3 separate regions of the Homo sapiens genome follow, and all the other regions are linked to region 1. A link is a loop called in an ENCODE intact Hi-C map of the cell type or tissue named here. Cell type or tissue: PC-3. All regions are shown on one strand.

What was found. Hi-C counts contacts between places; a loop is a spot of excess contacts. Peaks named below come from ENCODE experiments on the same cell type or tissue, not always from the same donor. Only the 100,000 strongest peaks of a DNase experiment are listed, where the experiment ranks them.
Region 2: a loop joins it to region 1, with 8 times the contacts of the local background. A loop is called at or near these places in 6 of 110 quality-filtered maps.
Region 3: it touches region 1 in a loop (10-fold over the local background); 5 of 110 quality-filtered maps call a loop at or near these places.

Annotation. Positions count from the first base shown.
Region 1 is chr6:105,086,613-105,089,112 of GRCh38, forward strand. No RefSeq gene overlaps it. Among named protein-coding and RNA genes, the nearest start is that of POPDC1, 49 kb to the right of the region's middle. In PC-3, CTCF peaks have their summits at 1,157 (motif pointing right) and 1,358; a DNase peak (open chromatin) is centred at 1,169.
Region 2 is chr6:105,301,220-105,303,719 of GRCh38, forward strand. The region is part of intron 10 of PREP (prolyl endopeptidase); the gene reads right to left. It also overlaps the pseudogene RPL35P3. Among named protein-coding and RNA genes, the nearest start is that of PREP-AS1, 23 kb to the left of the region's middle. In PC-3, a CTCF peak has its summit at 1,535 (motif pointing left); no DNase peak of the experiment used is centred here; H3K4me3 peaks cover 588 bases; H3K27ac peaks cover 1,194 bases.
Region 3 is chr6:105,316,875-105,319,374 of GRCh38, forward strand. The region is part of intron 10 of PREP (prolyl endopeptidase); the gene reads right to left. Among named protein-coding and RNA genes, the nearest start is that of PREP-AS1, 39 kb to the left of the region's middle. In PC-3, a CTCF peak has its summit at 1,172 (motif pointing right); a DNase peak (open chromatin) is centred at 1,997; H3K4me3 peaks cover 1,039 bases; H3K27ac peaks cover 1,804 bases.

The sequences.
Region 1 (2,500 bases):
TGCCATGTTACCCAGGCTGGTCTTGAACTCCTGGGCTCAGGCAGTCCACCCACCTCAGCCTCCCAAAGTGCTAGGATTAGAGATGTGAGCCACTGCGCGTGGTCATTTATCACTCTTTCATTGAGATCATCGGGCCACATATTGAGCCCTTATAGTTATCAATCTCCACACTGGCTCTTCAAGTTCTCTCATTTCTTCATGAAATTAATTCTCCACAACTTTCATTAACTAGTTCAGATAGTAGTTTTTCTAGTCCCCTGTTAAACTGCTTCTGCCCAAAAGCAATCAAACAGACCCAAAAAATCCACTTAAAACTATATTAATAAAAACCTAATTACAATCATAATTTCCTCACAGTAAAAATCTTGGAAAATGCAGAGGAGGGGCTGCCGTGTGAGAAGCTCCTGCTGTGGTGTTCTGACGATGTGCCCGGTCCACGCTCTACTTCCTTAGGTGGGCTTTTGTTTGTTGAGGCTGCACAGCATTAATGGGGAAACTTATTGCCGGGGAAAATGTAACATAAAACCAAACAGTGGGAAGGGACTCTGGACTGGCATCTGGTTCAATAGTCTGTCTCCATCTAGGATCATACCTGACCATCCTAGATGGTTATTCCCAAAATCTGCTGGAGGAGAGTCCACGAGTTCCTTTAGAATGGAATCAGTAAACAACAACAACAAAAATAAGTAATAAAAGACTGTGGGTCAATGTCAGATTATACAAGAGATCCCATTTAGATGGATACTCAATTTTCCATGATGTGATTATTACGCATTGCATGCCTGTACCAAAATATCTCATGTACCCTGTAAATATATACGCCTACTATGTACCCACAAAAACTAAAACATAATTTAAAAAGAGATCCCATTTAAAGGGACCATATTGACAACCTGCAGTGTTTCTTTTTAGTAAGACATTATTTCTTAATGGAACACTGTCCTTACTAAAATTATCTTCAAGGCTTATGTAAAAGATGTCCTAAATAACACAATCTAAAAAGTATGTCATAATGTACTCCACTGTGCAGTGGGCCTTTAGAAGTGTAAAAATTCCTTATGGTTAAGGTGAAAGTCCGACTTTTAAGAATGTAGAAGAACTGGAATTCAGTAATTCTGAATAAAGATTGAACATGATACAGTTCAGTTGTTGCTTGACACCACCAGAGGGCACTCTTCACTTGCTCTCTGAAACAGATTTTCTTTTACATCCCCTCATAGCTATAATACTCTTTTGAGTACCTGAATATCCACATGATTGATAAACTTACCTAGGAAAATTTCTGACTGAAAAAATGTGTAATTATAAGTAATGCCTTTTGAGCTCTTATGCAGAAGACAGGGGCTGTCAACACAGAGCTCACAATACTGAAGAGATAATCAGGTATTTGTAACTTGTCTAGAAAAAAGTATTTCTAAAAGTCTTCTTGTAATAAGAAACCACAGGACTGTAAACATTCAATTACATTAAATAATCATACTGCATTATTACCCCATATGTTTCTCCCCCACCTTTCAAGCTATAAGAAATATAAAACTTCTCCCAAGCATGGTGGCTCACACCTCTAATCCCAGTGTTTTGGAGGCCAACCCAGAGGGATCTCTTGAGGCCAGGAGTTCAAGACCAGCCTGATTAACATAGTGAGACCCTGTGATGTGGTTTGGCTGTTTCCCCACCCAAATCTCATCTTGAATTGTAGCTCTTACAATTCCCAGGTGTTGTGAGAGGGACCCCGTGGGAGATAACTGAATCATGGGGTTGGGTCTTTCCCATGCTGTTCTCATGATAGTGAATAATTCTCACGAAATCTGATCATTTCATAAAGGGGAGTTTCCATGCACGAGCTCCCTTCTCTTGTCTGCCACCATGGGAGACATGCCTTTCATCTTCCACCATGATTGTGAGGCCTCCCCAACCATGTGGAACTGTGAATCCACTAAACCTCTTTCTTGTGTAAAATTGTCCAGTCTCAGGTATGTCTTTATCAACAGCATGAAAACGGACGAATACAGCCTGATTCTACAAAACCTTAGCTGGGCATGATGGCTTGTGTCAGTAATTCCAGCTGCTTGGAAGGCTGAGGCAGGAGGATTGCTTGAGACCAGGAGTTCGATGCTGTAGTGCCTTTGATCACACCACTGCACTCCAGCCCGGGAGACACAGTGAGACTGTCACTAAAAAAAAAAAAAAAAAAAAAAAAAAAAAAAAAGAAATGCAAGACTTCTTCATTGGGGTTTTATTACTGAAAACTTTGATGTTCCTCTTCTCACTCAGACATCTTAATAGGGCTGCCCATACTTCCATTATTTGAGAAGAAACAATATCTTGTCAAAATGCTGATATCACACCCAGGTATTCTAAGTATTTGATTTAAATGTGTGTCTCTAGATACAAGTTCTGAAAAGAGTTTTCAGGTATAATTTAATGAAGAAATACATCTTTTACCTTCAGCTTCCATTTATGTATCACTGATTAATGTAATAATAGCTTTTACTTTTAT
Region 2 (2,500 bases), 210 kb after region 1:
GCCTGACAGGTTTAAAGGAGAATGTTCATAAAAGGGTGTTGAGCTCCCCCTTTTTATCAGAGTTGACAGAGGCCACTTGTGTGGTCTGTGCTACGTGTGCCAAATAAATCTGACAAGGAGCAGAACTGCTCTGAGTCCACAGGCAGCATGCAGAGGAACAAGACATTCCATTACCAAAAGAACTGGACAGTAGGCGGGCAAACTCCGTGCTTCAGTTACCCTGTAACATGAGCATATGAAGAACTTCCTAGGACTTAGAGGGAGGCATTACATGTTTCTGTGCTGTACTAAGGTGAAAAATGCTAGCCTGGCATTAGAAGGTTGTCATCTTGTCTATGTTCCAGGCATTTAACTTTTGGGGAGTAGAGAGGAGTTTAAGAGTCATCTTTGGGCAGAAAATACAGAAGGAAAGTCTATTCCAGACTGCTTTAGTTAGTTTTTCCAAGGATGGCTGGGCATTTTGGTAACACTGGGGATTTAAAAGCTCCCTTAGGATACCTCAATTACAGCAAAGTCAGTCTATTTAAAATCTGTTTTAACTTTTAGTACATTTCTTGAGCACCAACAATGTGCTAAGTGCTATACTGATCATCTCTGCAGAAATTCACCAGCTCTCTAAGGCTCAGCCATCTGTTTTTTGGAATAATACGCCTTTTCCCAGTCTCAAACTGTGAAGCCAAAAGCGAAATAGAAAGTGGAAGTTCTGAATACAAGGAAAGAAGGGCAGTGAAGGAGGCACAGCTGGATCTCGTGCTATGGCACTTTGATGAGTTTATTTGGATTTTAGCAGTAACCTGGTGTTTTGAGGTAGAAAGACACACAGGGCTAGGATGAATAAATCTGACTTGATTGTAGAACATCAAAGCCATCTTCAGTTCCACTGGTCTGATCTCTTTGTAGTTAATGAAGACACACAATCAGACATTTTCATTAAAAGTGAAGGAACCCTGCTACACGCGGAGGCCCAGAGAAAGCAGCGTCTGTTTTGGTACAGGCAGAAACTGCCCTGTAACATGGCTCACTGCAATGGGATTTATGCTGCACATGGAAGGCATATGCTGTGTGTTTTGCTCCTGCATGAGAACCACATGATGAGTCCATCATCAGAGGGTTATGAGTTCTGCATTGTTTGCCTTCAATAAATATTTGTTGAATGAATACAGAATTGCATATTAAATACACACTTTTCTTTTGTTCTCTTCGGCCAGCTCTCTTTTATTGACAATGTGACGTTCAGGCGTTCACTGTGTACTTCTGCAGCGGGTACGGCCGCTCCTTCCGCGGCTGCTGCTTGGTCTTCAGGTTCTCCTCGTGCTTGCTGGGCCAGTGGCGCAGGCGCATGTTTTCTCAGGCCGCAGGTCCAGGGGCTTGTACCTCTTGCCCTTGTAGAATTTCCTGAGGTTTTCTTTGTGTGAGTCTGGTTAATTACGGTGAGAACACGGGCAATGGAATTGTGGATGACACGGATCTTAGAGAGCTTGGAGACCGCGCCGCCTGTCAGTGGCGATGCGCAGCTGGGACAGCTCCACCTTCAGGTCGTCCAGCTGTTTGAGCAGCAACTCTTTCTCCTTCCCGTGAAGGTCCCGAGACTTGATCTTAGCCATTGCTGCACAGGCCGCCCCCGCCGCCTGCTCCGAGGGCTAAATACTCTCTTTTTGACCCTCAAATACCTATACCAGCTTACCTCAGGTCCGGAGCTCAAAGTCATTGTAGCTACCTCTCCCACACCATCTTATCCCTGCCTGCCTGCACAGGGGCCTTGGCTTCCAGGACTCCTGCTTCCAATCTGAGCACCTGTTACCAGATTAATCCATGTAAAACCTCCCTTTTAATCTAAGTCACTCTACTATTCAAAACAGGCAATGCCTCTCCATTCTCTACAAAATGAAGTCCATGTATGTATGTATGTATGTATGTATGTATGTATGTATGTATGTAAAGCAATCCTCATCCTCCTGGCTCAGCCTCCTGAGTAGCCAGGACTTCAGGCATGCACCACCACATGCAGCTAATTTTTTATTTTTTGTAGAGACATGGGTCTCATTACGTTGTCCAGGATGGTCTCAACCTGCTAGCCTCAAGCAATCCTCCTGCCTGGGCCTCCCGAAGTGCTGGTGTGAACCACCAAGCCCATCCAAAGTCCACGTTTTAGACCAGCAATTAAAGCTCTCCACTTTCTGCCTTCAACTTCTCTCAGTTCTTCCCAACTTCAACCAGCCTCTCTAGTGATATTGCTGTTTCGCATCTCCAGAGCCCCAATCCCAATGTCACATGCCTTTCTAAACCAAATCATGACTGAAAAAAAAAAAATCTATTGGCTCTTAGAAGTTCACTTGTTTGACCTCCTCCTCCCTCCCCTATCCAATGCAGACACCCACAAAGCTACATCTCAGGCAGGTTCATCCTTTGCTTAAATATTTCTAGTAACAAGAAAGAAACTTAAAACAGCACAAATGGCCATTCATTGCATTTTGGAGCCTCTCTGTTAGAAAGTTATTCC
Region 3 (2,500 bases), 230 kb after region 1:
ATCACAAGATACTTACATGGTGTAGAAACTATAGTTTTTAGAGGTAAGAAAGCTTAGGGATTTAGAGGCCATTTAGTCTAATTAATTTTTTTTTTTTTTTTTAGAGATAGGGTCTTGCTGGAGTGCAGTGGCACAATCATAGTTCACTGTAACCTTGAACTCCTGGGCTCAAATGATCATCCTGCCTCAGCCTCCTGAGTGGCTAGTACTACAGTTGTATACCACCGTGCCTGGCTAATTAAAAAAAAATATATATATTTTTTTGTAGAAATGGAGTCTTGCTATGTTACCCAGGCTGGTCTTGGACTTTTGGTCTCAAGTGATCTCCCTGCACCAGCCTCTCAAAGTGCTGGGATTCCAGCTATAAGGCACTGTGCCTGGCTAACATGTTTATTTAAGAGGTGAAAAAAAAATCCTGAGCTATAGCGAGAATAACTTATCTTGATAACAAAATGTGCAGGATTAGCATAGATCTGGAGTTGTAAGTTCTAGTCTTGGCTCTGTCAACTGTTAACAGTGTAACCTCTGTTAATACACTTACACTGACTGAATTTTAGTTTCCTTGTCTGTAAAATAAGAGGGCTCCATTAGATGAACTCTAATGTACGTGCAATTGGAAGGCATATAACTTGTCCTGAGGCCAGAATCATATTAGTGGAAAAACATACCACCTAGGAAAAAGCAAAGGAGGCAGCTATGAAATTAGGGACCTGATTACCTTTCTGTAGGTGGGTTCGTGCCATGCTTCCATTCCAAACACCAGGCCCAAGGATGGACTGTGTCCACATCCTGCTCAGGGACTGTGAAGGAGGGCAGTTGGGAGTTGGTCACCCCAGGCAAGATGCTGACTTAGCAGAGAATCAAACACCTGGAGAGCCATCTGGACACTAGCTTACACAGCTTCCTCACCGTGCCAGGCAATCCCTCAGAGTCCATCCTAATGCCCAAATATTCCCATACGCTTGCATCACGCTTCATGTTCTAGAAACAGTATTAAATTTCTTTCTCCAAGGGAGGAGTGCCTCCTTAACAGGTGCTTCTGTCTTTGTAGTATGTGATTTCTGCTGTCAACAATTACAGTATCTGAAAATTCTATTTTTTAGGAGCCTTCATTTTTCCAATCCTGATCCTGAGATTTAGGTACCTGGCCACCAGGTGGCATTTGGGTGCCCTGATCTCAGGGTCTACACCAAAAAGCTCTTGCCAAAGGCCTTTTTTTGCCTTGTGTGGCAGACTGCTAGTTGTCCCGCAATATCTATCTATTCCTCCTGTTTCCTTGATAAAAAGGCCCTAATTTTTAGCTAGTCACATTTTTTTTTTCTGGGAATAAAACTACATCTCAAAACCTCTTTGCAACCGAGTGTGAGTATGTTTTCACCAATAAGACATAAGCAGATAGAGGATGCAAGTCACTTCCTAACAAACATCTTTATAAGCCAGCTGACACATACCCATTCACCATATCATAGGTTATGTAGTCTCAGGTTGCTGCAGAGTAATGTCCTCTTTTAGACATGGTAGAGAATTTATGTACAGTGGAGCAGAGACTGCAGCAACTACAGACTTCAGCCACATAACTTACTTCTCTATTATAAGACAGCAAGAAAACAGACTTATCTTCCAGAGTCACACAGCTGGTATCCAGAGAAGGAGAAAGGGATACAAGTATGTACACTCTGAATATGAACACTACGCTCTCAAGCTAGAATGCCTGCATGATGGGGGAAATTCTAAAGTAAAATATGTTGCCATGAAGCGTAATATCAGAAATAACACAAATGCTCAGGCAATAAATCAGCAAGAACCGATACCAATTCAAGCAGTTTCCTAACCATATGAAAATAGAGTGACCCCTCAGAAAGTTTCTTTTTGAAAATGCTGCCCCATTCACTCTTCACTAAAACGTTCTGAAAATTTCTGACCTATACCCAATCACACGAACACGCTGCTATGGGAAGACACTGCCACTCGTTCACTAGTCAGCTCACCAAGGATGTGGATGAGTCAACACTCAAAAGCTGCATGTGTCATGAACTTGGCGCAGAAGTTAATGAGTATTGAAACACGAATTAATGTTCTGAAAATATGTTCTTTGAATGGCAAAGCCTATATGCTAGCAAGCACAAATCAGCTATCACTAAGATTAGAAAAATCTGAATTAAAGGGAAAAAAAATCCCACTCCCTCCACCCCAAGGCATGTTGGTAAAGCCAAAGATTCTTCTTACTTTAGCATTTTGGCTCGGCTGCAAAGCAAACCGCCTTAGGGATGTTACTGATGTTTCATATGTACTATAGCAGGTAATCCCCAGAAAAGCCAAATTCCTATTAAGTATAAGAGAACAACAGTAAAGATAATAAAATCAATGTTAACTACTTATAAAATCTTTATTATTTTTCCTTTGTATTAAGTTTGCTCCCCTTCTTAAAATATGAGTACTTGGATTCTCTTAATTTATACTGACTTTTATAAAATGTAGATGCTTGTTAATGGAGTTGATT